Regions from separate parts of the Homo sapiens genome. Here region 1 is linked to region 2. Evidence: chromatin loops called from intact Hi-C (ENCODE). Cell type or tissue: Caco-2. All regions are shown on one strand. Links, peaks and the distances in the headings refer to the core of each region. The heading gives the core; the rest is flanking DNA. Region 1 overlaps LOC124902760 (a long non-coding RNA gene). Region 2 overlaps ZBTB16 (zinc finger and BTB domain containing 16).

The links. A loop is a pair of places that touch in the nucleus more often than their neighbours do. Peaks named below come from ENCODE experiments on the same cell type or tissue, not always from the same donor. Only the 100,000 strongest peaks of a DNase experiment are listed, where the experiment ranks them.
Region 1: a loop joins it to region 2, with 6 times the contacts of the local background. A loop is called at or near these places in 14 of 110 quality-filtered maps.

Annotation. Positions count from the first base shown.
Region 1 is chr11:113,990,610-114,005,427 of GRCh38, reverse strand. LOC124902760 (a long non-coding RNA gene) reads left to right here. Exons shown (of 2, transcript XR_007062895.1): 2 at 9,358-9,467. Among named protein-coding and RNA genes, the nearest start is that of HTR3A, 23 kb to the right of the region's middle. In Caco-2, for the core only: CTCF peaks have their summits at 10,880 (motif pointing left) and 14,255; DNase peaks (open chromatin) are centred at 10,897 and 14,087.
Region 2 is chr11:114,188,181-114,203,322 of GRCh38, reverse strand. The region is part of intron 4 of ZBTB16 (zinc finger and BTB domain containing 16); the gene reads right to left. Among named protein-coding and RNA genes, the nearest start is that of NNMT, 100 kb to the left of the region's middle. In Caco-2, for the core only: no CTCF peak of the experiment used is centred there; a DNase peak (open chromatin) is centred at 6,812.

The sequences.
Region 1 (14,818 bases), core at 6,819-14,818, 200 kb after region 2:
AAGCTCTGGGATTACAGGGGTGAGCCACTGCACCTGGCCTCCAGTATCTATTAAAGAAATTGAATCTGTAATTAAAAAAATAAAAATCTCTACAAAGAAAATTAGAGACCCAAGTGACTTCACCTGTGAATTCTACCAAACATTAAAAGATGCATTTTAAGTCGTCAGTAACATGGAGAATTGTTCAAGGCTAGAGTTAGGCATTGCTATATCCCAGGCAAAAATGATGGGGACTTTCAGGAAAAATGTGGATGGTAAAGAGAGGATAAATGCAACAGATAATAGGGAGAAAAGGTAGAATCAACAGAACTTGGCTGGACTCAGTGGCTCATGCCTGTAATACCAACACTTTGGGAGGCCACAGTGGGCAGATCGCTTGATCTCAAGAATTCCAGACCAGCGCCTGGGCAAAATGGCGAAACCCTGTCTCTACAAAAATACAATAATGAGCTAGGTGTGGTGGTGCATGCCTGTAATCTCAGCTACTTTGGAGGCTGAGGTGGGAGGATCACTTGAACCCAGGAGGCAGAGGTTATGGTGAGCCAAGATCATGCCACTGCACTCCAGCCTGGGCAACAGAGTGAGACTCTGTCTCAAAACAAAACAAAACAACCAAAAACAAACCCAGAACTTGTGGATGTTCTAGACATGAGAGAAAAAAGATGGAATGACACCCAGGTATGTTGTTGGGACCCCTAAGTCGGTAGTTGTGACATTCACTGAAACAGGAAACATAGAAAGTACAGCTTGTAGGAGGGGGTTGATAGCAAATTGAAATCGCACATGCTGAGTTTGAGGGGGATCTCCAGGGGACGATGTTAGATAGAAACTAGATATGTAATTCAACAGTGCAGTCTGGGTTGGGGACACAGATTTGAGGGTTAGGAGCCCATTGGGTGGTATCTGAAGCTGTGAGAGTGGATGAGGTCTCCCCAGCTGTAAAGTTAGAAGAGAGGAGACCAAGAGCAGACCCTGAGGAACACGAAGACCTAAGGGTTATCAGTCAGAAAACTGTAGCAAGCCAGTAATTGAAAAACAAAAACATACTGCTATTCAACTAGCTTCAATGATAAGGAAAGTTATTTCACATAACAAGCGGTCTCAGTCCAGGGTGTCTGTAGGGTTAGTTTCTAGATCATGAGGTCCTGGTATTAGTGTCCCAGTGCTGCTATAATAAAGTCCCACAAACTGGATGGCTTAAACCCACAATGTATTCTCACAGTTCTGGAAGCTAGACGTCAAAATCAAGGTGTCATCAGGGCCACACTCTCTCTGAAACTGGCAGAGGAGAATCCTTCCTGGACTTTTCCACCTTCTGGCGTTACCAGGAGTCCTTGGCATTTCTTGGCTTGTGGATGCACCCCTCCAGCCTCTGCCTTTGCCATCACACGGCCCTCCTCTTCTGGAGTGTCTCTCTCCTCTTGTTACACCAGTCATGCTGCATGCAGGGCCCTCCCTGTTCGAGTAAGACAGTGTAACTAATTACATCTGCAATGGTCTTACTTATTATATCAATAAGGTCACATTCTGAGGTGCTGGAGGTGAGGATGTCAACATTCCTTTTGGGAGCACTCAATTCGGCCCATAGAAGACCCTTTCCATCTTTCTGCTCTGCCATTCTCAACATGCTGGCTTGCCTGTAGGCTGTTCCTCACTATCAAACCTGGCTACCACAGTCCCAGGCACCACGTCGGCACCACAGTGTTCATCAGATGAAGAGGGCTCATCTCTTCTTCATGTCTCTTCTAGAAGCAAAGAAATCTCTCTGAGACCTTCTCCTCCAGCAAGCTTCTCATCTCACATTTGCAAAAATTTTATCATATCCGTGCCTAATCCAATTACTGGAAAGGGGAACGAGACCACTCACTCACCATGATTGGCTTGGACCAGTGGTTCTCAAACTTGAATACGCATCAGAATGGCCTGGGGTTGGTTAAAACACAGGTTGCTGGATTCCACCCCCAGAGCTTTCAATGCAGTAGGACTCAAAAGAGACTCAAGAATTCAATTTTTTTTTTTTTTTTTTTTGGAGATAGAGTCTGGCTCTGTCGCCCAGGCTGGAGTGCAGTGGCGCAATCTCAGCTCACTACAAGCTCCACCTGCTGGGTTCACGCCGTCCTCCTGCCTCAGCCTCCCGAGTAGCTGGGACTATAGGCACCTGCCACCACGCCTGGCTAATTTTGTGTATTTTTAGTAGAGACGGGGTTTCACTGTGTTAGCCAGGATGGTCTCAATCTCCTGACCTTGTGATCCACCAGCCTCGGCCTCTCAAAGTGCTGGGATTACAGGCATGAGCCACCGCGCCCGGCCAAGAATTCAAATTTCTAACAGTTCCCAGCTGAGGTGGATGCTGTTAGTTCTGGACCACATTTTGAGAACCGGTAGTTTAGACTGACCAGGATTCATTGCAAGGACTGGGCTCAACTCTCAGGAACTCCATTGCCACTCAGAGGAAGGGGGATGCTTGGCCAAAATCAGAATTCCATCAGAAAGGAGCAAGGGAAGAAAACTGTTAGGTAGGCAACAAGTAGTGTCTGCCTCAGAACGGACAAAGGGCAGCCAAGAGGAGACTGAGAGGGAGGCGCCCAGATAGAGGAGAAGAAAGTCAGAACAAGGTGGCATCAAAGGAGCCACAGAGAAGAGATTTGGGAGAGTGTGCTCAACACTGTTAATGTCACAGAGAGGGAGCACTGAAAAGTTTCCATTGGATTGGACAACTAGGAAGTCTGTATTGATCTTAGCAAGAGCAGTTTAGTTTTGAAAACAAGACGTGAGAACAATTATACAAAACACAAAGTGATATATGCATCATTATCTGCTACTGACGATGCCAAGTGCTAGAGCTAACTCATGGATTCCTTGAATCCAGGTGATGAGATGAATAAGAGGAGGCAATGGGGTTTTTCACTGCTGAGCAGTGAAATAAGTTTTCAGAACTGGGGGTTCAAACACAGTCTGAGCTGGGGTTCAAACACAGTCTGAGCTCAGGTTCAAACACAATCATATCCTCAGTCCTGAGTTACAGACAAGATTGTAGGAAGAAGTTTATATATCCTAATCTATTTGCTGGTCCACACATAGCTGCCACATATGTTCAGATACATACACTTTATCCACCTATCCCACCTGTTCCTCTCTATGCATGCACATTAATTGTTTAGCTTAATATACATACAATTATCTGCAGAAGAATCCAGATTCTGCCACTTGCTACTGGAATACCTCTCTTGGCCTCCATTTTTCAACTGTGAAATAGAAATCATAATTGAACTTCTCAGAGTTGTTGTGAGGATTAAGTAAAATCATGTGTATAAATAAAGATGTATATGTTAGATTATTATTATAGCTACACATGCATTACTCTTCCCACATATATAATAACAACACCAGCTAATTAGCATTTGATTCCCAAGTGTTGGATGACAAGTTTAAAAGTATATTTATAGCTATTGACTTATACCCACCTACGTATGTCTATACCTAGAGGTACATACACCTTTGCTTCCAGCACTGCAAATAAACATTTACACGCCACTTCTACCTGTCTCTGTGTCTTCCTAACAACTATCTACACAAACAATATGGAGACACAGAATCTCTAACAGTGACACTCATACATACAATGTCCTCTCTTTATGTAAATGAGAGATGCTCTATTCCAGGTCCTCTGAGAATCAGATGCCAAGACGGGATTAAATGTGCAAGGATTTTATTAGGGCAAAAGCCTGTGAGGGAAATGGGGAGGGAGCCAAGGAAGGCTGTGAGAGCTGTCAGACAGCGATGCAGTGCTGACGTGAGTGAAGGAGGGAGGGAAGGAAGCTTGGGCAGGATCTTCCCAGACTGCCAGGCAGCATAAGGAAGCTTTGGCAAGGCCACTGGGGAGTCCTCCAGCCTGTCAGCCCTCAGAGGAGTCCCCTGTCTCCCAGGAATAGGCCTCCCTTAGCATCCCTGTCCTGCTCAGTCACTGGCTAGGAGCAGCATGGCCTTGGCACAAAAGCAGCCATGGGCTGCCATGGATTTCAGAGCAGTGCTAGGGTCCTTGATCCATTACACCCACTGTAGTTGGGGGTGCAGGGGAGGCCATTCTCATGGCCACCATATGAGGTGCTATTCATTCATCCATTTTTGTGTTTGATCCAAACACTCCAAATTCAGTAAAACAGAAAATCAGTTCAAACCCAGGAGTCTGTGTGGTCCTCCCTGCCACCATGGCTGTTCCAGATGGTGCCTCTGCTCAGATTGCCCCTCAGACTGGCACCTCAAGATGGCCAGAGCAGTGGCTGCCCATGAGCTTCGTTCATCCTCTGCCCAGGCATGACTCGGGGAGCTCTGAGTAAGCCTATTTCTGCCATTCCCTAGCTACCTCCAGGGAAGACTTCTCCACCCAAAGATGGGAGAAGCCAGGACACTCTCGACCTGTGTCTCCGGGGAACCAAACCTCAGATCAGGCACAGGGTGAATGGGGGGAACCCCCTCCAGGACTCTGCACCATGCCTCCCTCTCTCTGGAGTCCATGACCTCCTTCATCCCAGGGTTGTTGCTGTAGCCCTGATCAGAGGACAGGGGATCTGGGGGCTCCATGTGAATCACCTTGTGCTCCAAGGCCAAGTTCCACTGATGAAATCACAGGGAGCTGCAATGATGAAGCCCAGTACTGTACAGATGAAAGTCTTATTTATGTGAAAGATATATCTGCAGAGGGAGCAATAAACCGCAAAGCAAAGTATGAAGGTTTGCAGCAAACGCTGTAAAGTTTTATATTCCTGAAAACTAGGGATAAAAGATGTAACCATTTAAAGCAACGTGGATAAAAGGGGCTTCCACACGATTGTAAAACAGCCTTATAATAGTTAATTGCTAGTTTCTTATTACAACAGAGAGAGTCAAAATAGCCTTTAAAATACCCAGCAATGGAAATGAGAGGAGAGAGAGAAGAGGACAGGAGGGAGTAACCTACTAAAAAGAAGGTTTGGGTCCCAGTTTCCAAGGGTTCTCAGAATAGAGACCACTCTCATTCCTGTAAGACTGCCCTGTCCACAGTACTGAGGGCTCATCACTGCCTGAATCTATCCTGCATGTTCCCATCTGCTGCAAAAGTGAAAGACACTTCACCTGCCTGGGCTGCAGTCTCTTCTTCTGTACAACAAAAGGGTTCGGGATCCCCCACAGGCCCTTCCAGCTCCAATACTCAGTCATCATTATTCACTCCGTGCCTCCATATTCTAGCCACTGTGCTAGGAAGGCAGGGACATGGGGGAGGTTAAGATTCTGAGAAGAGTGGGGAAGACAAACACTTAAATAGATCACTGGGGCCGAGCGCAGTGGCTCACGCCTGTAATCCCAGCACTCTGGGAGGCCGAGGTGGGTGGATCACTTGAGGTCAGGAGTTCGAGACCAGCCTGGCCAACATGGTGAAACCCCATCTCTACTAAAAATACAAAAATTAGCCAGGCATGGTGGTGCATGCCTGTAGTCCCAGCTACTTGGGAAGCTGAGGCAGAAGAATCACTTGAACCCGCGAGGTGGAGGTTGCAGTGATCTGAGATCACACACCACTCTACTCCAGCCTGGACGACAGAATGAGATTCCGTCTCAAAAAAAAAAAAAAAAAAAAATCATTGGAACACTGTGTAGTAAGTCACAGAACAGAAGTCTGTGTGGGCATGATACATGAGCCAAAGAGGAAGACATGAAGACTCCGTGGAGGAGATGAACTCTGAGTTGGGTCTTGTAGGTTGAGTAGGAACTTACCAGAATGACATTCTAGGCAGAGAAACTAGCATGTGTAAAGCCATGTGATGAGAGCTTCCTAAGTGGTACAACTCCAGGGGCCCATTCACATCAGAGTCTATGTAAATGGTGCACCCAGGCCTGTGCAGTACACAACCTCTGCAACCTGACACAGCAATGCTGTAAAGCTGGGGCCCCAGACACAAGCGGGAGATGGTGATGCTGATCCCACATCCCAGCATACATCATAGTAGACCTTTGGCGCAGGGCTTCTTACCCCGTTTGCCACCATCTCTCTGACATCGGGCCCCTTAGAGGGGCTGCTGCTTAGATATGGCCTGGCCCTAGAGGGATTTCTGTTTCACCCTCAAACTCTGGGAACCCCCAGGGAGCTTTCAGGAAGCTCTGAAGAGACCCAAATCTATTTCCCCCTTTAGCAAAAGCAATTGCGCATTCTCTTTACTCTGCAGGGAAGTATATGGGTTTCTCCTCTACAAATGGGATTATTATTGAAAAATAGACTTTCAAGGCAATGGCTTATCTGGGGATCCCTTGTCAACTCAGCTCCATAGAGCCAACTTTCCACCCCACGGAGCATGTCCCCTTTGCCAGCAGCGCCCCTCCACCCACCCCACGTACAAGGATGCCTTCTGGGTAAGGGTGGAGGGAGTGACCAGAACCCTGTCCTTCTGACGGTGGGGGGTGGTGGGGTGACGGGGAGGGAGAGGGGATTCCCTCAGAGCCCCTCCCCGCCTGCAGGCCAGGGCTCCTGACCCTCTCAGCGGCTGCTTCCTGCTCCAGAATCAGCCCATCCTTCTTCCTGGGGGAGGGGAGGGCAGAGGCAGGGCTAGATCTCCTCCTAGCTCTGTTGAGGACATGTGGCATTTGACCTGTGACCCCACAGGAAATTCTTCTGACCTGAGGCGAACCTCAGGAGAAAAGCCATGACCCCACAGTGGACAAAGGGCCTTGCTGAGACCTCTCCCCTCCTCCCCTAGCCGGAGTTCTCTTGACTCTAGGGGGCAGGTCAGAGAATCCCTGGGAATCAGAAGCTCACAGCCCAACCAGCTGGGTCTCTGGTCTCAGCTGGGGCTCTGGTCTCAGCTGAGGAAGAAGGGGAGAACCTGAGAGGTAGCGTCACCGTATGCCCTGCGTGCCTGGGGCAGCCCCACCTGAGGGCGTCGTCTATGTGCAATTGTCAATGCACTTCTTTTTCCAGGACAGAAACTCTCCGGTTTGGATGATAACTTTTATGGTCATCCTGACAGGAAATGGACTTCAAGAGAACCTGCGCTAGCACCCACTTCATTAATTCTACAAAGATTGAGCCTCTGTCCTATGCCCAGCATACCGTGCAGGACTCGATATGGCACTGGGTAAAATCCAGTCAAGTCCTTGCCACAGGGGATCATGGTTTTGGAAGACACAGCCCCAAACCCACTAGAGCACAATGTGGAACTTCCGGGGGAAAAGGATTCGTTTTCTTTTCTTTTCTTTATTTCAGACAGGGACTTGTTCTGTTGCCCAGGCTGGAGTGCAGTGGCACGATCACAGCTTACTGCAGCCTCGACCTGCTAGGCTCAATCCATCCTCCCGCCTCAGCCTCCTGAGGGACTGGGACTAGAGGGATGAGCCTAGCTACTTTTTTATTTTTTGTAGAGACGGGGTCTCACTATGTTGCCCAGGCTGGTCTCAAACTCCTGGACTCAAGCGATCCACCCACTTCAGCCTCCCAAAGTGCTGGGATTACAGGCGTGAGCCACCGATTCATTTTCTTCAGGGGTCTCAGAGAAGATTCACTCTCAGCTGCCTCCACTCTTTTCTCCCTACTCAAACCAGCAGTGATGGTGAGAGCTGAAGAGTAGCCCAGAGAAGGGTTTTAGATATGGTCTTCCTTCTGCATGGTCCATGTCCCTGTTCCCAGCCCCAGTCCATTCATTCATTGCCATGCTCACTAAATACAAAGCGTGAGCTGTGTGTCAAGGGATGTGTGAGTGGAAAAGAGGGTGTGAAATATTTGCCTCCAAGACTTACAGGCTGGGAGCCAGATAAATGCTAAACAAATCACCCAACAATAAACACATGGATTACAGTTGTTGGGAGAGTACAGACGTAGGAGAGGGCATTGAGAGAGCACATCGTGGCTGAGGACAAAGTAGGAGGAGAAATGCTCTGCTCACCTTCAGGGGACTTTTAGGAGTGAACACCTCATGGGAATTTTAAGCCCAAAGACAAGCCCATATGGATTTGAGTTTCATTAGTAAGAACCAGAAAAACGAGCCCTTGGGGGAAAAGGGCAGGGGGGGTGGAAGGGTTGACCAAGAAGAAAGGATGGAGTGCACAGAGCTGGAGCCTGAGCCCTTGATTAGGTGTCACGCAGATGGAAAGGCAGGATTTCCTGGACCTGAAGCTCAGAAGGTCTCTAGAGGTCATCCTGTCCATCTCCTGCCTCTACAGGAGAGGCTTGGAAGGGGTGGGTGTCTCTGTTAAAGGCTTCTGAGTGAATAATTCTACACCCATTCTGTGTTTAACACCTCTTGCTTCAAGAAGTCCTTACCACCATCTGGGCTGGGAGCAGTGGCTCACGCCTGAAATCCCAGCACTTTGGGAGGCTGAGGCAGGTCAGGAGTTTGAGACCAGCCAGGCCATCATAGTGAGACCCCATCTCTACCAAAAAAAAAAAAAAATTAGCTGTGAGTGGTGGCACAAACCTGTAGTCCCAGCTACTTGGGAGGCTGAGGCACAAGAATTGCCTGAATCCAGGAGGCAGAGGTTGGAGTGAGCAGAGATCATGCCCCTGCACTCCAGCCTGGGCGACAGAGCAAGACTCTGCTCAAAAAAAGTGCTTACCACCATCTAAACCCCTCATCTTCCCAGGAAGATGAGCAGATCCTGGGAGTAGGAGGAGGTAGGGAAAAGACAGAGGTCGTCTTTGGCCTGACCATCTGTCTCCTGCCAGTCTGGTGTCCTGGAATCATTACCTCCATGACTCTGCTTTTCTATTCTCTTCTTCTAAAGTTATAAAGGGGCTGGGCACAGTGGCTCACGCCTGTAATCCCAGCGCTTTGGGAGGCCGAGGTGGGCAGATCACTTGAGGCCAGGAGTTTGAGATTAGCCAGGCCAACATGGCAAAACCCTATCTCTACTAAAAATACAAAAATGAGCCAGGTGTGGACCTGGCTGGGGGAGGACCCTTGCCCTCCCCTAGCTCCTGCTCTGGGCAGCACCTCACTCTTGCCCCTCATTTCCTAGGACCATTGAGGAGCACCTCAGAGCCAGTGTGGGATGGGCTGGATTTGGGGCTTTAGAGACATGGGCAGAAGAGAAAAGCAGAGAGTCCTCCATAGCCTGTGTATACATGGGTTTTGGGTAAACCTTCATTGCCATCGCATGGTGCATGAGATTAAATAAATATAATCCCAGTTACTCAGGAGGATGAGACAGGAGAATTGCTTGAACCCAGAGGCAGAGGTTGCAGTGAGCCAAGACTGTGCCACTGCACCCCAGCGTGGGTGACAGAGCAAGACTCTGTCTAAAAAAACAAAGTTGTAAAGGAACTCAATATTCATCACCACAAAGTTGCCATTTTACACAAATGCCTGATAAAAAGTATTATTTCCTTTACAGTATTAATTCAACGGGTCTGTGATGAACCATACCTCAACTTTGTTGTGCAGGAAGCTTCTAGATTTATACATACGAACAATAATAAAACCATAGTTGAAATTTGTCAACCATTTACTTTGTGCCAGACCCTTTACCTGTATCAGCTCCTTTATTCTTCACAGCAATCCATAAGGCAGTGCTTTTATGATGTCACCTTTACAGGTGAGGAAACAGGGAAGTAAAGCAAAGTGCCTAAGGTCTCAGGATAGTAGACAGAATGATGGGCCCCCAAAGATGCCCACTTCCCAATCCCCAGAACATGTGATTATGTTAAGGTGCAAGATGAAAGGGACTTTGTAGTGTAATTAATTTAGGAATCTTGAGATGAGGAGATTATTTTAAATTATCTAGATGGGCCCTTTATAACCACAAAGGTTTTTATAAAGGAAAGATGGAGTTAGGAGAGTCAGAGAAGGAGATGTGACAAAGCAAAGCAGAGAAGCAGAGATGAGATACACACACACACACACACACACACACACACAGAGAGAGAGAGAGAGAGAGAGAGGAGTCAAAGGTACTGAGCTCCTGGCTTTGAAGCTGAAGAAAGGGACTGCGAACTGAGGAATACAGGTGCAGGTGTCTTGCATCTGGAATCCGGGAAAGGCAAGGAAACAGATTCTCTCCTAGATTTCCCAGAAGGAACACAGCCCTGTGGATCCATGTGTTGGACTTCTGACCACCAGAACTGTATGATAACAAATTTGTGTTTCACATTGGTGACTTGTTACGGCAGCAACAGGAAACTAGTCCACACAGCTAGCAGGAGCAACAGCACCTGCCATGGGATGGGTGAGGCAATCATGTCACGAAAACCCTACCTAGAACCAACTTCCTCTCTCCAGTCCTTGCCCTGGAGCCCTTTGATGAGTGAACATCTCCCAGGGTCGCGTCCTCCCCATCTAACCACGGACCTCGTCCTCCCCCAGCTCCTGCTCCGGGCAGCACCTCACTCTTGCCCCTCATTTCCTAGGACCATTGAGGAGCACCTCAAAGCCAGTGTGAGATGAGCTGGAGTTGGGGCTTTAGAGACATGGGCAGAAGAGAAAGGCAGAGAGTCTGTAGCCTCTGTATACGTGGGTTTGGGGTAAAATGGCCTTCTTTGCCATCAGGCATCAATATCTTCATTGCAACAGCAGAAAGGGAAATAGCTGGAGCAACTAACTACACGTGTAGCTGAAGGTGAGGTCCAGGTGTGAGCACATAAGTAGGAGGCTGAGTTGCTGGGGGATCTGCATGGGCACAGGTGTGTGATGGGGTGGGGACTGGGGGCTGGCCTCTGCCAGAGCATCAGAATAGAGTAAAAGCACTCCAAAGCACTCTGGAGCACAGTCCTTAATGATGGCCCAAAGGAAAGTATTGGCCTTGAAGGAAGGGGGCTTCAAAGGCCCCTGGAGAGGGATGAGGGTTTTATTTTGAGGCTGGGGGACGGAAGGGGGCAACAAAATAGTTCCTAAAGGCCCCTCCATAGAACTTCTGGACTTTGCTGCCACCTTGTGGAAACCACTTAGAAGGCAGGGTTGTGGCCGCCCCGGCCAAAGATTGACATCTCACTGGGGTCTTTAGGATGGATACTTCTTTCCATCTGAAGTGGGACGGGGGTTGGGAGGGGGGGGTTGGAGTTCTCCCAGGCTCATGGTGGTGAATTTCCAGGCTCCCCTAGTCCCAGCTGTCATACTCATGATGTGTCTGTCTGCCAAGAGTTTAGCTCTCTTTGCAGATACAGGGACACAGCAGGTGGTGTTGCATAGGAGGAGCACAGAAAAGTTTGCCAGTATCCCATAGGCTTTCCCAGAGCAGGAACTCAAAGGTGTGGTTTTAGGGAGGAACCGTGTGCAAAGAAGCTCTGAGTGTGCAGAGGCAAAGGAGGGAAGGTGGTAATGGGAGAAAAGAGTCAGGAAAGTGTTGGACACAGAGGTCTGGATTCAGCCTGATAGGGACAGGAGCTTCATCCCCCTCTGGGCTTATGCTGAGTGACCAGTTCATCTCACTCGCTCATTTGTAAAATGGGGACATGAAGGAGAAAGGCTTCTCCTCCACAGTGCCCTATGAGCAGTTCTCACCCATTCAGAATGAGATGTGAGCCATCCGAGAAGGGCCGATACGCCTCTAGCCGTCTCCCCACCACAGCCTCATGATTTCCTGGACTTTTGCTCCATATTGGGAGCACGGTCCCCACCACACCTATGAGCCATGTACTAATATGATTCCCATTTTACAGGTGAGAAGATTGAAGTACAGGGCAGCTAAGTGCTTGTCCAGGGTTTCAGAGCTAGCCTGTGTTGGGGCCAGATTTCAAGTTTTGAATCTCCCTGTTCACACGGCACTCTTTCACTGTCCTCAATAAGTATGTTTCAAAAAATGAATAGGAGTGGTCAGGCTTTGGGTGTGCCAGCTCTGGGAGCCCTCCCAACTGGACCTCTGATAGGAAATCAAGGCAGATCTTCTCTTCTTCCTGATCTGCCCCTTCCCAACCTCAACAGATAAAGGTCTCTTTTTAAAGTCTTCTAGGAAATGAGATTCCAATCCTTCCCTTTCCACTCCCGATCTAATTCATGTTAGTAATAGCATTATCAGAAAGTTCTTCCTACAGTCTAAACTCCATGCCTCCAGATAGTAGAAAGAGAATATAGATCAGGCTTCTGTTTCAGAGAGGGATATTCTTGGTCTCTAAAACCAGGGTTTAATTCTCTAACCATGACAGTCAGGGCTGGCCAATCACAGGCCTCAATGGGATAGCTTAAATTATAGAGGACCAAGTTAGAAAAAAGAAAAAAAAATACCCAACTTCCAGAGCTGATACTGCAGCTGATAATTAATTATCTGCTGTTTGTATGCACTGGTAGGGCTCCCCCAACCTCTCACTGATCAGGGTGCACAGTGTGGCCCGGGAAGAAGACCAGTGAGTTGGCGTCAGGTCAAGACTATTGTGTGGGAACCATCCAGAACCTTCTCGACTTCATCCTCCCCCCTCCACCCTTCCACTTCCCTCCAATCAAGGGAGGAGCTGCCCTCTTTCGCTCACCTCCCCTCCCCAAACATTTGGGAGGGAGGAGAGAGAGGGAGTGATTAGCACGGGGCATTGTCCCCAGATAATGGGCCCCAGCTGCTGCATGAAAGAAGAGACAAAGCGCCTGGCGGCTCCACATGCATTATCCCCTCATTAAATCTCTGTTATTAGATTAGATTCAAAATGTATTGATTCAGAAGCTGGGGGGAGGTGGGGGAGGGAAGAGGATCTGGCTGGTGAATGCTGAACTGCACCTCTCTGCAAGCTCTTCCTCCCCCTCCTTCACCCAACCAGGCAACTTTTCTGCCTCGTGTTCTCTGAAGGGAATCTCCCCTATGCCCATATCCTGGCCTCTGAGTGCAGCCAGTCTGCCTGAGCTATTCAGAAAACCACTGAGTGTCCACTCCTGGGAGGTGCCCTTGAGATCCTTGAGGCCAGGTTGCCAACGTCCAGAGGAAAGGCAGCCTCCTTTCCAGGATGGCAGGAGACAGACTCCATGGCTTTGAAGCAGTGCCAGTCACAAACTCACAGAAGGGTTCAGGCTGGGCACTTTCAGCACCTTTGATGGAATCTTTTTAGTAGAAATAACATCACTGAGAAACGGGGTAAATGGGAAAAGGAAATGAGAACTGAGTGTACTTGTTGGTGAATAGAGAAGGCTGCAGGAGAGAAGCGGAGATGGGCAAGAGACTTGGCAAGCTTCCCGGAAGCACTTATAAAGACATGAGTGTTTCTGGTCTCCTCTCTGCTAGGACAGAATGAGAGGCAACTGGCTAAAGTGTCAAGAGGAGGGGAGGAAGCAGCTTCCAGGAGGTATAACAGGTGGGAGGGAAATTCTGGATGTTCTCATACCCTCGATGGAGCAAAAGTCTCCTTGGGAGAAGACCAAGATTTGTACTGATGATCAGGAGTTAGTGCACTGCGGGGGTCTCTGGCCCTGGGCCTCAGTTTCTCATACCTGGGCAACACAGCCCACATGCCAGATCTATGAGCTGATTGGATGTAGCTACTGGAGCAGAAGATGTTACATGTGGTGGCTCATTCTCAAGGTGATTAATTGGCTGCCTCGATGCTGGGCTCTGTCACCCCATTGACTGTGGGTGAAGGGTGGGGAGAGAAAGATGGAGAATCAATAGGATGATTAGTGTCTTACTAGCTCTCTGGTTGGACACTTTGCCAGTAGCCACCCGTTTACTGACCAGTGATGCATTGACAGTGCCAGAATGTTCACCTTCCTATCCCTCTGGCCTGAGACATGAGAATCACCAAACAGCATGGCTAGTCCAAGCAAGTCCTAGTGGAATGGGGCAGCTTTTGGTTCTCAGACCAGGCTCCAACAGATGGGGGCCAGGGGACATCCCAAGAAAGAAGTGATGAACACTCCCCATCTTTAGCCCAATCTCTGCTCAGCAGGAGACAACGATTGTGAGGGCCAATCCCCAGCCTCACAATCTTTTGCTTTTTGCTGGGAGACCCTAATCTCTATCCATCAACAAAGCAAAAATAAATATAAAATTTCTAATGAATCCCTGATAACTAGAATCAAAAGCACATATGTCTGGAGTGGAAGTATCAGATGAAACTTCATTCCTAGTTCATCTTAGGAGCAACCGGCCAGTTAGACAGTATTCAATGACCAAACACCAAACCAGCTGGTGCTGGCCGTGGTGCTGAAGCTCTCATCTCCATTCCGTTGCAGTATCCACTTGCAGGGAGAGAGCTTGCTCCCACCTTCACTAAAAGATCATGAGCCCAGGTAACAGGGCTGTGTGGACCCTTCCAGCATCTTTCCAAGGGGTTGCAAAGCCGAGATTCCCCCTCTTTTCTCTCCATTGCTAAGTGTTCTTGGTCCTGACCCTCATACCTTAAATCCCACCTCCTAGTGTTTCTTCTTATAACAGCTACTTAAAGTACAAAGAGTAACTTACATAACTGCAAACCCACCATTTAATTTAAATTAAAAAACTAATATAACTGAGAATCCCTGTATACCCCTCCTTAGTCTCATCCTCCACTCCTTTTCCAGATCCCTAATATCATGAAGTTGGTGTTTATCCTTCCTGTGCAAATGCTTTTCAACCTATTTGTCATCTCCCAGTTTCCTGGGCCTAGAGGCACCAATCTCTTCTTCTTTTTTTTTTTTTTTTTTTAACAGAATCTAGCTCTGTCACATAGGATGGAGTGCAGTGGTATGATCTCAGCTCACTGCAACCTCTGCCTCCCAGCTTCAAATGATTCTCCTGCCTCAGCCTCCCAGTCAGCTGGGATTACAGGCATGCACCACCATGCCTGGCTAATTTTTGTATTTTTGGCTTTCTTTTTGTAGAGGAGGGTTTCACCATGTTGGCCAGGCTGGTCTCGAACTCCTGACCTCCAGTGATCTGCCTGTCTCGACCTCCCAAAGTGTTGGGA
Region 2 (15,142 bases), core at 3,267-11,266:
CATTAGTAGTCACTTCTCATTTTCCCCAAGCCTGTGGCATCCACTAATCTACTAACTGTCTAGAGCTCTCTGTTCTGAACATTTTCACATAAATGGAATCATCTAATTCATGGCCTTTCATGTCTTGCTTGTTTCACTTAGCACGGGATTTCCAAAGTTCATCCATGCTGTAACATGCATCAATATTTTACTCTTTTTATGGCCAAATTATAGTCCATGGTATGGATATACCACATTTTGTATATCCATGCATCAGCTGATAGGCAATTGGGTAGTTTCCACCTTTTGGCTATTGTGAACAACACTGCTATGAATGTTCATGAGTAAGTTTTTATGTGGACACATTTTCAATTCTCTTGGGTTGGAAGTTACTTTTTGAAAATAAATTCTTGTTATTAGGTTGTCATTTGTCTCTCTCCCACATTAAAAACAAAAAGAGCACAGGACAGTTAAAAAAAATCTGAGACTTCCAACTACTTGGGTTCCAAATAAGTGATACCTGCCTGTCCTTGCCACACTCCAATCTCACACACACACTTTTACTGCATTCCCCTCTGCCCCCTCACCCCGGGGCTCCGCAGGACTGCATCCTTAACCCACAGCCCTCACCAGCCCAAATTATGCCTCTAAGCAGGAATCTTCACTGCAGCATATGAAATATTTAAGCCGCTTTTCTAAATATATACATTATTTAGCCTACAGTCTATAAAATATTGATATTATTTGTTTCTCCCACGCCCAAATATCTGCATTATTTACGGTACAGTTGGGGAAACATTTTTCCTATTGCCTGTGTCACTGGGGCACACACAGATTGGAGAGAGGCAATAGTGACAGTTCTCTCGCCCAGGTCACACAGAAGGCCCTGGGAATGCAGGAGATAACAGTGTCCAAAGCCAGATGGACAGCACTGTAGTCACCTCTGTGACCTCGTGGTACCATGGGAACAGGGAGCAAACACCCCGTTATTTCTCGAGGGCAGTTTTGTATTCCAAGCTCAGTGCCCCACTACTGTTGATATTTAATTGATCCCCAAGTCTCCCATATGGGGAGTCACTCCCACTTCCAGCTGAGCTCATTCTTATTTGTGGCCTCTGTCACCCCCTCCAGGTGTGACCTCAGTCCTTATGTCGGTGTAAGAAAAAGCTCTCTTCTTACTCACTTCCTCCGTCAGGCCCATAGTGAACAAGACAGCAGCCCTGACCTCTGAGTGCTGGCACAGGCCCATTCCCCTGTGCTGCATTCTCCATCTGGCATTTATCTGTTCTAACAGTGGGAAACTGAGGCACCTGCCAGTGTGGCTGAGATACTGATGTCCATGAGCGCTCCCAAAACTCATTTATTTGTACTTGCAGCCTTTTCTTTTTAGAAGTCCTCCTTCCATACACAGAATGAGACTTGAAGGTGATATTTTTCTTATTTATAAAGTGACTTTAATTTTTAAAATTATGTAAGTGATATGTGCTTGTAAATCATCATTATTATTACTCAAAAATAGATAAAGCAGAAAGTAGAACACCTTTGCCCTATAATCCCACTTCTAAAGATAATCATTGTTAACAGGTATAGAGCATTACAGAGTCTTATAGGGTGGCTTTAGTATTTTATATGAAATGGGACCACACTATATAACCTGATTTCTCTAATCAGCTTTTATCATGCAAAACATCATGGACATCTTTCCATACCATCATTGACAGATTCCTTACTTTTGGATATTTAGGTCATTCTCATTGCTTTGCAATTACAAATAGTGTTGCAATCAGCATCCCTAAGGAAAGCTTAGAAACTTTGGTACATAAAGGCCAAAGTCGGGGATGAAACGCCAAGGGTTTCTGAGCATTTGCCACACTGTCTCAGGGGCCTGCTGATAACAGGCCCTACTGCCACGGCGGTCGGTGGTTGAGACACTGGTCCCCGGATTCCTCAGGGAGCAACCCTGGGCCCGGCTTGGTGGCACGTACCTCCTTAACTTAGACACCTCCAATGAGATGCCAAGGTGTGCAATGAACTTTCTCCTCTCCTGGCTGTCTAACTCAGAAGAGGTTGTCTCTTCCTCCTCCTCCTCCTCCCCCTCCTCCCACCTCCACTCCCTTTGGGTACCTCTACTTACCCTGCCTCTGTTTTGAATCTCTAAAATAATGTGACAAGTTAATGATGGTACAATTATCTAAATGTTTAACAGACATGTTATCTAAGTGAGTCGGATTGAGATTCCATCCCGCTGACAGTAAACATCAATGGTGGAGCAGAAAGCGATAGGCAAATTATAGCAAACCCTGCAATTTCAATGCTATTAACTTTGGAGGAATAACAGCCTTGAGGCCTGTAAACTCTGAATAAAATAGGCCCTTGTGTTTGTCCAACTATTAAATCAAAATGCTACCAACATCCTAGAAAAAACAAGGCAATTTATGGCCTTTCAAGTTTCAGTTACACATTGGTTTTTATTAACTCCTTTCTGTCATCAGGCAGCCATGGCGTCACTAAGGAGAAGGGTGAGAAGTCAGAGAGGAAACACAGGAGTGGACAGTGGGAGAGAGAGGGATAAAGGAGAAGCTTGAGGGGCTGAGCATGGGCACGAGGGGAGACGAGTGGAAACCTGAGATCAAGAACTGAGGTTGATTATTCAGGACTCGGATGTGGGGACAATTCTGAGAGTGAAGGGGCAACTCAGACCAGTGAGGACGGTGAGTCCTGCCAGATCACCCCAAGAAAACACCAACCTGGAATCCCAGTCCTGCCACTGGATGAGTCATATTATTTAAGCCTCTCTGGGCCTGTGATTCCTCATCAGTGATGCAGACAGTGAAGCCCCCCTTAGTGGTGTCCTGATGACTATATTGGACCATACATAAAAAGCCACAGTGCTGGGCACAGACCACGTTCTGAATAATAGTCCTCAAAGATCAGACTCTATCCTTCCCCTCCAATTTCTAGAACAGTTTTTAAGAGGCAAAAGATCTTCATCTTTAATCCCTTCTTCAGACACAGTAGGTATTTAATACACTGTTACTGAATAAGCTACTAAATAAAGTGGAGGAATTCTTGTCTACTGGTGAGGGACAGAAACTGCAGGCCTCTAAAAATAACAGTAGCAAGCAGCTACCACTTATGCATACATCAGTCCTCCTTCCCAGGGCTCAGGGCTTCACATGTATGATTTTTTTTTTCTTTTTTTCTTTTTTTTTTTTTGAGACGGAGTCTCGCTCTGTCCCCCAGGCTGGAGTGCAGTGGCGTGATCTCTTCTCACTGCAAGCTCCGCCTCCCGGGTTCACACCATTCTCCTGCCTCAGCCTCCCAAGTAGCTGGGACTACAGGTGCCCGCCACCAAGCCCGGCTAATTTTTTGTATTTTTAGTAGAGACAGGGTTTCACCATGTTAGCCAGGATGGTCTTGATCTCCTGACCTCATGATCCGCCCACCTCGGCCTCCCAAAGTGCTGGGATTACAGGTGTGAGCCACCGTGCCCGGCCCCACATGTATGGTTTTATGTAGTTCTTACAGCAACCATTATGATTATTAATCGTAGTTTACAAATGTGAAAAACTAAGGTTGAGAAAAATACAGACCATCAATGCAAGATCAGAATCTTAGGCTGTCCTTGGAACCACAGAACCCCCCAAACAGTACTTTTCTTGCCCAATTCCTACACACTACCTTTGAGAGAAGCAAGGAAACGAAGCCATTTGTCCCATATGAAGCAAGTCCATAGCAGAGCCAGGATAAGAACCTAGTTCTCCTTCTCCTAATTCATTATTGCTTCCAAACACCATGCTGCCTCCACATCCCCAATGGTAATCTGCAATCACATTTCCACTAGGGTGGGAGGCCGGGGAAGGGCAAGGTCTGTGTCCTGCCCACTGCCCAGCGGCATCCATGGCTGGCATCCCCATCCCGGGGCCCAGCATCCATGTCCAGCATCCCCGTCCCGGGGCCCAGCGGCATCCATGTCCAGCAGCCCCGTCCCGGGGCCCAGCGGCATCCATGTCCGGCATCCCCATCCCGGGGCCCAGCGGCATCCATGTCCGGCATCCCCGTCCCTGGGCCCAGCGGCATCCATGTCCGGCATCCCCGTCCCTGGGCCCAGCGGCATCCATGTCCGTCATCCCCGTCCCGGGGCCCGGCATCCATGTCCGGCATCCCCGTCCCGGGGCCCAGCATCCGTGTCTGGCATCCCGGTCCCAGGTCCCAGCATACATGTCCAAAATCCCTATCCCAGGACCCAGCATCCATGTCTGGCATCGAGAAACACTCAAGATGTCTGTGGAGGAAATGAGCTTCAGCCCTTTCTAATCCAAACCTGCCTTGCTTAAATTCTCCTTCTCCAATCCCAAAAGAGCCAAACACCACTGATCCCCTCAAATCACTGTCCAGGGCAGTGATGCTTCATATAAAATGTGCTGGGGTGATGAAAGGGCAGAGCACAAAGGACTTTCAGGGCAGTGAAGCGGCTATTCTGTATGATACAAAAATGGTGAATGCGTGTCCTTACATGTCTGTCCAAATCCACAGACTGTACACCACCAGGAGTGAACCCTCATGTGAACTGTGGGCCCTGGGTGACAATGATGTGCCAGCGTAGACTCACCAATTGTAACAAATGTACCACCCATGTGGCGTGGGATGTTGATGGTGGGGGAGGCTGTGCACTTGCGTGTGAGGACGGGGGTACAGTGGGAACTCTATACTCTCCATTCCATTTTGCTATAACCTAAAGCTGCTCTTAAAAAAATGAAATTTATTAATTTAAAAAAGAGTATCGGGGGCCCCTCCAGAAGGTGGCCAGAGGGGCCCTGGGAGCCACTAGGGTGAACAATGGAGAGAAAGAATAGCTGGTCTGGGCCAGCAGGAGACGGCTGGGTTGTTCCTCCCTACTCTACAGCAAGCAGCTCCAGCACAGCCGAGAGCCCCTGTGCTTGGAAAATAAAACTCTATATTAGGCATCAAACATGCCTTTATAGTAACAGCATGAAATTAGGTCAAGAGTAAATCTATGCTGGGGCACTGACTGTACAAACAGCAGCACATGACCCTCCTCCCAAAGTGCCTATGACGTTCCGCGGCCGTTCTTCAGCCTGAGCTTTCTCATGTTAAATTCCTTGGCACAGAATGTGAAATGCTATACAAATCACCTCTGATATTTATAAAAGTCAAATGCTATTATGTTTTCAATGGGGAGGTCACAGCAAACCACATGGAGTCTGCCTGTCCCTCTGATGACTCACTGTCCTGTCCTCCCCGATACCCTCCACCTTGGACAGAGGTTTGAGGTTCGTTTGGATTTTTTTTTTTTTTCATGTAAAGTTTAGGTAGATTAAGTTATTTGTCATCATCTGGCCCCCTCCCAGCTCCTCTGGGACCAGCCACTGGGAGGCTGTTCTTGAGAGCAGGAACTAGAACAGTTGCCAGTTTTCCTATCATTACAGGACTCCTTGGTGCCCAGCACTGTCCCTCGTGCCAAGCTCAGGGCAGGAGGGGGCAAGGCCAGCAGCTATCCTGAGGGAAGGAGCGTTGCTGCTCACCCTTTTAAATCCTCTGCCTTCTGCACTCCAGCCTGGGCGACAGAGCGAGACTCTGTCTCAAAAATAATAATTAAAATAAAATAAATCCTCTGTCTTGCCTGCTACTCCCACCCCACCCCCTGCCCCCACCATGATCACCCACTACAGAAAATTCTCCAAACAAGGACTTCATTTTCTACTCTGAAGTTCAGAGCCAGGGACTGTCTCTGAAGCTTCCTCCAAATATTATTAACATATCAGGAGAGAGGGGCCAGTGCAAGCAGGCAGCCAACACCAAGGTTGGAGAGACAGTTCTGCACCTCCAAAGGGGGAGGCCACACAGTGCAAAGAGAGAGAGAGAGACAAAGAGAGAGAAACAGAGAGTGGGGGGAAGACAGAGTATATGCCTCCTAGACTCCTTCACACTGAAACGAAGAGGACCCTTTGGGTGGGGTTCCCTCCAATGCCCACTCCCTGCTAGAAGGGAAGGGCAGAGTCCACAGCATGGACCCTCAGCCGCCAGAGGTATGCCGTTTCTGGACTGCAAGACTCTTGCAGCCGACAACACAGTGGATGAGAACCAGCATCTCAACATTTGCATCTGGTTGAGTGGCTTCCCCTGTGACGCAGTAATGTGGAAACTAAGCAACCTTTTCTAGGCCAGTAAAAGAAAGTACTTATTTTGTAGTCACAGTGGAGAGAACCTTGGGCTGAACTCGTGGGCCCTAATTCTAGTTTGGATTGTGTGTTCTTAACTGACCCCCTTTTTCAAATAGGGGCTTTGATCCATTGATCCGCACATGAGAGCTGATGCCCAGGCCCCCACAGGGAGGGAAGACAATGCTAAAATGTGGGCTCTGGGGTACAGAAGCCCAAGGCACACATTCAAGTCCTGCCCCAGATTGGTCTTCCTTAACCTTTCTGGGACTCAGTTTTCTCTGGCAAAGATTAGGGAGGAAAAAAGGTCTATATTTTTGGACTATAGTGAAGACTTAATAAAAATAATAACTCAAAAGTATCCAAAAGAGTACAGCTATTGAATTATCTGTACCTAAGGCAAGTTCAACCTACATGCTCATTTCCTTCATAACACCGTAACCTTCAGGAAGGCAGGGCCCAATTTCTGTTCACTATTATGTATTAAGTCCACAAAGCACCTAGCATACAGTAGGTACTTAAAAACTCAGAGAATGAGGAAATGAAGGAACTACAGGATAAGCCAGCTACACAGGCTACTCTCACAGCAAACTTGAGTCACTAACCTGGCAGACCTTGCAGGGCAGGTTGAGGGCTGGAGGAGAGAGCTGAATTCCTCCAGGGTAAGTCTAGGGTCTAGTTCAACCTAGTACCCTGGGCCTGCAGAGGGTGCCCTTAAGCTTCCCAGCCTCAGAACTTCTAAACCTAGGAATGACCTTGCCTCTTTTTTCTTACTGGCGAAAAGGTAGGATGAGGTGGAAGGTTCTATTTGAAGAAGTCAAGAGATAGGGAATACCCAGGTTCCTGGTGATAGCAGACATGGTTCAGGACCCTACCAGGAACCCAAAATTCCTGAGCCTTTGAGGGCACCAGTCACTGAAGCCTCCTCTTAAGACGTGGAAGGGCACAGGCCTGGTGCTCCTGGAGGCTGGTACACCTGCTTAGTCTCGATTCCAGTTTTGCGGCCTGTCTGGCCTGGGTTTACACATCACCTGTTTAGACACCAACAGGGAATGGTTCCTTTGGGAAGCTTTGGGCATTCCAGACCTCAGGGCCTTAAGATCTACCAAATCTGCTCCCTGAGATTGCTCAAAGTGTGGAGCTTCAATCTGCCCTCACTTCTTTCAACTGCACTGAGAGGGCCCCAGTGGCTGTTAACTCAGTGGGCACATTGCAAATGTCCTCTTGGCCGGAGGACATAGTCAGGGATCCTGGAAGACCTCACCATGGCCTTGCAAAGCAGGTGTATACTGTTCCTATTCCTCCAACACCATCCTCACTGACTTGGCCCCGTCAACCTATCCAGTGGGGGAAATCCATGTTCTCAGAAGCCTCTGAGGAAGACCAGGATGATGCGATGAGAGAAACTGGCACCTCCATTTCCTGAGCACTTACTCCATGCGAGGCCTATATTGAGATTATCCAATCTGTGATGGGGCTGGAATTGGAATCTAGATAGTCTGACACCAGATCCCAAGTTCTGGGTCACTGTGCACCAAATACCCTGCACTTGACACTCTGACTTTAGGCTTCATGGGGTTCCTCTTCCCTGCAATCTGCATGACAAACCTGCACCACTCTGTTAGGGCTCAAACTTTCCTAGGAAGTAATGTCCTCTAGAGATCATCCCATCCACTTCCCTGCCTTCAGGCAGGTCTCTTGTCCCCAGGCAGTCATTTGCCCATCCCCCTTTCCTGCTCCCTGACTCCCTCAGTCTCTCTGGCCAGGCCCACACAGACCAGCCCTGGCCCCAACTCCCCCATGTTCACATTACCAATAGGTGGCTGCTCTGGGTCCCCTACAGATGGACTGAAAGAGTTGAAGGTTCCTACAGGTCACCCTCATGGCCTCTTTGCTCAGACCTCCCATTTTCTCCCGAGGGCATGCTGAAGACTGCCCGGCCTCCTACCCTGGAGCTCAGCAGCCAAGTTATCTCGCTGCCCTCTAATTAACACCACCGGATCCTGTCTGTTGCCCCCAGGCCTGTTCAAGTCCCAAATGGGGATGTACAGTGGCTTGAACAACATTATGATTTGTAAAACCCACTCCTAATTAGTTTGACTTTGAATAAAGAGGGTAATTATTTTTAAATTTATTAACTGCTGCCTGGCCAGAGAAGTTTCCAGATCAAATGACATGGAGAAGCTATTTCTGCTCAGTGATGCAGCAATTTATATTACTGATCGGTCATTAAAACCTCTGGCACAAAACCACTTGTGTTTCCTGAGCCAAGATAGTGTCCGTGTGTCAAATTTCAAACCCAGAGAATAAATTAAGCCATTAATGGTATTTATCAGTTTATCTGGACTTAAAGAACTACTTACTAATTTAAGACATTCCTGATATAGAAGCCAGGTGGTGCACTGGGTGTGCATGGGGGTGTGCACGTGCACGTATGTGTGTTTTCTCACTTTTATTTTACTGAACAGTGTAAAAAAAATTCTGATGTGTAAATGAAGTACAAGCATCTCGGGAACTGCCTAGCTGTTAATTCCTCACTGCTCTGCAACCCAAACATTTTGGAAGCAGCAGTGTTTTGCAATATGTATTTGTCATAATATAAAAGGTGTAAAATGATCTCTGTTTATCTCCTCAAAGCCTTCGTTGTACCAAAACAGAAAACTGAATGTGACAACAAAGCCTGAGCCCAGCCCAACCATAAGCGTGGCCTCCTAGAACACCAGCTTGAGCCCGTCAAGATCTTGAGGGCAGGGGGCAAGGAGGGGTCACACACACCAGGACAGAAATCCAGGTCAAATAGGGTCAAAAGGGTGAGATGTGAACATGCCATTCTCTTGGATAGGCTGGAATTGGAAATAGTTTCCATTAAATTCATTTTCCAGTTTCAAGAATACCTGTACAACACCATAACCACCTGCCCTATGCAAAGCCACACGTGAGCTCCATGAACTCCCACATGGCAGCCTTGGATATGAAACTGATCTGATTCAGGCAAACTGTATCCTACTCCAGGAGGAGGATGTACACATCAGGGTGTTGCGGCTTCTTAGTGCAATGGAGCACAGGGTTCCAAAAGAGCTCTTCCCAGGCAGGGCCATGAACTCAATGACCTCTAAACAGGATCACCCGGAACCAATCAGCCTACAGACTACTGGACAACACTCAGTCAGTGCGGAGGCAGCCAGGGAGTAGTAGAAAGAACACTTGAGTTGGAGTTGGGTCAAGTTCCAGTTCTCTACTTCCTAGTGGGTAGTGTCTAGGCCTCCATGGTCTCATCTGTTAAATGGGTGTAATCAAGGAAATTGTTTTATAAACTAAGGTAGCAAAAATATCAAGTGGCACTGGCAGTATTTTTACTGTCCCAGGGTCTCCATTCCTTCTCTTTTTCAGAGCTCTTCCCTACCTACTCTCCCGTTGGCTTCCCAACGGTACCTGGTCTCCCACCTGGCTTTTCCCACTCCAATAGCTTTAGTGACATTTTCAGCGCTCCCTGTCATCAGGCAACTCCCTTCCTCCTGGGACCCCTTTCCTGGAACAGAGAGGGCAAATAGATTTCAGACTGTATTCTCTCATTGATTATTAGGGGAACTAAAAATCCACCTGAGTTCAGCAGGAAGTAGCGCTGTGAGTGATGAATGAGCTCTGCCACATGTCGGAAAGAGTCACCATGGTCACACAGGACCCCTCTTTGCCAGCCCTATCCTGAGGGTAAAACTGCTGTTGTATCTCCCCTCGGCACTGAGCACGACACCTGCCCCACACAAGGAAGTGGCTCTTCCCTGCTGGGGGAGCTCGCCCACAGCTCACACTAAGGCTGGCAGGGAGCCCTTCTCAAAGCATCCACCTTGGTCTCTCACCCCTAATTTGGATTCATTTTCTCCATTCCCCATCCTTTCAAGAGCTCAGTTTACTCAATCTTTATTGAGCACACCACATGTGGCCTATTGAGCAAGCCACATTTTACCTCAACATCAGCAGGGGGCACTCGGTAGCTGACCTCTCCCTCCTCCAGCTGAGGAGCCCCATCCACAAGATCTCTGGGGAAAAAACAAAAGGCCCAGACCACCACATTCAGACCTTCAGCTTATTTCAAGAACAGGGCATGTGCCTGAGTTGGTCACCATCATATCCCCAGCAGGTGCCAGGCACACAGGGGGTGCTCCATATGTCTGGGGTCCGCCTAGGAACAGCCTCCACAGCTGCTCATCCCTCGGGGACTCAGCTTACTCCCCTGCCCCTGGCTGAGAGGGCAGCTGGCTCCCTGCTGCTGCAAATTTAATCTGGATGGACAGAATTAAGCTGCTTGGCAAAGCTGGCTCACAGCTCATTCCCCCAGATTAGAACTCTCAGAGTGGGATTCTCAGTTACATGCGGTCTAGCAATAAGAAAATGGCTGGGACCCTGGGAGACCCGGTTCTCCCCTTGCTTTCATGACAACCACCTCTGGAACCCTGGGCAAAATAACCTAGCCAGGTCACTTTCTCTATAACTGAGCTAGGGAGATGCTGACTGGAATGACAGCTCACCTGTAAAGCTCCCCTCCCATCATGACAGGGCAAGGCCCCTCCAGACCAAAGCTCAAGATGCCAGTCAGGAGGCATGTTTTCCACTCAGAAAAGGCAAGGACAAGAACGCTGAAATACTGATGACAATAATCTTAACAGCAGCTGACTGGTGTTCTTCCTTCTTCCACTTTAGTCCCCTGTGGTAGCTTGTTTCCAAAGATGACTGCCATCAATTCCTCCTTCCCTATAGGTTTCTGTCACTTCCCTACTGAGAAGGAGAGTCCAGCCTTCCACCGCCTTCTATCTGGGGCTGACCTGTGACTATCTGATTGATGAAATATGGTAGAAGTAATGCTGTGTACTTCCAGCCTAGCTTTTAAGAGGGCTGGCAGTTCCTGTGTCCTGACTCCTGGAAACCTGAGCTGTCACACAGCAAGTCCAGGTTACTCTGCTGAAGAGAGAAGCCATGCAAAGGAACACTGAGACTCAGATAATTGAGTGAAGGAGCCATCTTGGACATCCAGCCCAGTCGAGTCTTCAGATGACACCAGCTCCAGCCATTACCTGATGGAAACCACATGAGACCCCAAGTGAAAACCACCCAGCTGAGCCCAGTTATCCAAAGAACTGTCAGAGACAATAACACTTTATTGTTTTAAGCTACTATTGGAGTGGTTTGTTACATGACAACACTCTCTATGGTCAGTCCGCAACACAAGAGCCAGAATAATCTTTTAAACACATAAATCAAGTCATGTCATTCTCCCAGTCAAAACCCTCCAATGGACTACTTTTCCCCCTTCCCTATAAATGCACATCTGTGTGTGTATATGTATTATATCTCAGTAAAGCTACGTATGCGTGTGTGTGTATATGTGCGTGCATGCATGTGTGTATAGTCAAATGTCACTTAGTGATAAGGATATGTTCTGAGAAATGTTTCATTAGACAATTTTGTCTTAAATAGGGCACAGCGAGCCAAAAGAGCCCTGCCCATGACAAGGCAGTGAGCTAAATGATCCTGAGCCTTTTAGCCCACGGACAACACTCAGTCAATGTGCAGGCAGCTGGGGAGTCGTGGAAAGAGCACGTGAGTTGGGTCAAGTTCCAGCTCTCCACTTCCTAGTGGGTAGCTTCTAGGCTACATCCTAGAGCACACTTACATAAGCCTAGATGGTACGGCCTTCTACACACCTAGGCTATATGGGACAGCCAATTGTTCCTAGACTTCAAACCTTTACAGCATGCTACTGTACTAAACACTGCAGGCAATTATAACACAGTGGTAAGTATTTACATATCTAAACACATCTAAATGTAGAAAAGGCACAGTAAAAATACGGTATTATAATCTTATGAGACCACTGTCATATATGCAATCCATTGTTGACCAAAATGTTATTATTATATGGTGTAATATAGTTTGGATATTTGTCCTGTCCAAATCTCATGTTGAACTGTAATCCCCAATGCTGGAGGTGAGGCCTGGTGGGAGGTGATTGGATCATGGGGGTGGATTTCTCCTGAATGGTTTAGCACCAACCTCTTGGTGCTATTCTCATGACAATGAGTGAGTTCTCTTAGATAACTGGTCATTTAAAAGTGTGCAGCTGCTTCTCCCTCACCCAACTCTCTCTCTCTAGCTCCTGCTCTGGCCACGTGACATGCCTGCACCCCCTTTGCCTTCCACCATGATTGTAAGCTTCCTGAGGCCTCCCCAGAGCCTGAGCAGATGCCAGCATCATGCTTCCTGGAAAGCCTGCAGAACTGTGAGCCAATTAAACCTCTTTGTAAATTACCCAGTCTCATGCATTTCTTTACAGCAATGCAAGAACGGCTTAATACATGGCACGTCACTCTGTTTGTGTGTGTATGTATACACATGTGTGTATATATATGTGTGTGTGTGTGTGTGTGTGTGTGTGTATGAGAGAGAGGTGGCATGAGTGATGCCAGTGACTCTTACTGACACTGGCAGAGCTCATTTATATACATGTACACACCCATGCCGCTTTTCAGAGACCTAATACACATACCATTTAATATAAAATTCATGTCTTTTAAAGTGTACAGTTCAACTAATACACAGAATGGTCCCCGACTTAGGATTTTTCAAGTTTATAATTGTGGGAAACCATCACAGTTTTGAAGTCATGTACAGGATATAATAAATTCCATGAGATCTTCAACAATTTTATTATAAAATAGGTTTTATATTAGATGATTTTACCCAACTGTTGGCTAATGTAAGTGTTCTGAGCACATTTAAGGTAGGCTAGGCTAAGCTATGATGTTCAGTAGGTTAGTTGGATTAAATGCATTTTCAGTTTATTATCTTTTCTACTTATGATGGGTTTATCAGGACACAGTCCCATTGTAAGTCGAGGAGCCTCAGTATTCGAAGCTGTGCAGTCATCACCACAATCAATTTTAGAACATTTTCATCACTCCATGAAGAAACTCCAGCTCCATCGGCAGTCGCTCTCAATTTCCTCGCAACTTCCCCAGCCCCTGGCACCTACTAATTTACTTTCTGTCTCTATAGATTTGCCTATTCTAGATATTTTACATGAACAGAATCATTTTGCATCTGGCTTCTTTCATGGAGCATGTTCAAGTTCATCTGTGTTGTAGTATGTATCAGTACTTCATTCCTTTTTAAGGCCAAATAGTATACCATGGTATGAATATACCACACTTTGTTTATCCATTCACCAGTTGATAGACATTGGGTTGTTTCCATTTTTTGGCTATTATGAATAATGCTGCTATAAACATTCACGTACAGGTTCTTGTGTGAACATATATTCTCACTTCTCTTGGCTGTATACCTAAAAGAAGAACTGCTGCATCGTATGATAATTCTGTGTTTAACCTTTTTTTTTTTTTTTTGAGACGGGGTCTCACTCTGACGCCAGGCTGGAGTGCAGTGGCTCAATCTCAGCTCACTGCAACTTCCGACTCCCTGGTTCAAGTGATTCTCCTGCCTCAGCCTCCCAAGTAGCTGAGATTACAAGCACATGCCACCACGCCCAGCTAATTTTTCTATTTTTTTAGTAGAGACGGGGTTTCACCATGTTGGCCAGGATGGTCTCGATCTCCTGACCTCATGATCTGCCTGCCTCAGCTAACCTCTTGAGGAATTGCCAGAATGTTTTCCAAAGTGGCTACACCATTTTACACTCCCATGAGAGTTCTGGTTTTTCCACATCTTTGATAACACTTGTAACTATCTGTATTTTTTATTGTAGCCACATTGTAGTGGGTGTGAAGCAGTATCTCACTGTGGTTTTGATTTGCATCTCTCTGATGGTGAATGCAGTTGAGCATCTTTTTCATGTGCTCATTGGCTATTTGTCTATCTTTGGAGACATGTCTGTTCAGAACCTTTGCCCATTATTTAATTTGATTATTTGTTTATGTTTTTTGAATTATAAGACCTCTTTCTATTTCTAGCTATAAGTTCCTCATCAAATATATGATTTGCAAATATTTTGTCACCCTCCAAAGGACTCAGCACATGCAGAGTAAAACCCAAATCTTTTACCAGGGCTGAGAGACTTGACAGATCCTGTCCTCATCCCTCACCACTCTCTACACGTCACTCCCAGCTCTCTGGCCACCACTGCTCTGCGTGTGGGTCCTTAAACTTGTCAGGCTTGATCCAGCCTCAGGGCTTCTGCAAATGCTCACTCCCTTTGCTTAGACATTCTTCCCAGAAATTTTTGAGTGGCTCACTCCTTCACTTTTTAAGACTCTGCCCAGATACCACCTTCTTGGAGAGGCCTTCCCTAACCATTTTATCCACAACATTTCTCCCTAAATATCCACAATATTTCTTTTCTCCCTATTATTCTCTACTCCTTATCCTTTTCCAGTAGCACTTAATATGTATAAGCAGACATGATATCGTATATTTATTTGCTGATTCTGTCTCCCAGCTAGAAGCTCAGTTCCATGAGAGGCAGCAATGTCGTCTGTCTCATGCATTACTACATCTTAAATGCCTAAACAGTGCCAGCACCTTGTAGAAACTCAATAAATATCTATTACATTAAATATACCTACTACTATTTATTGAGTGCTTACTATGAGCCAAACACTCCATGAAATACTTCAAATAAAATACCTTATTTCATCCCCACAACAACCCTAATGCTATGAGGTAGACACTAATATTACTCCACTTTTCTAACAGATGAGAAATCTAAATTAAGAGAGTTTAAATAATTTATCCATGGCCCCACAAATAGGAAGTGGCAGAGTCAGGATTAAACCCATGCAGTCTCAGCTCTGAACTATAAGACTCTACCACGCCTGTCCCCACTACCAACTCCAGCAAGTCACTTTCCCTCCTTTCAGCCTCAGTTTCCTCATCTATGACATAAGAGTAGCTTCCAACCTTACCTTACAGGGTTACTGAGAGATTGGCCAGATGGGATCACGTAAAGCAGTGGTCCCCAACCTTTTAGGCAC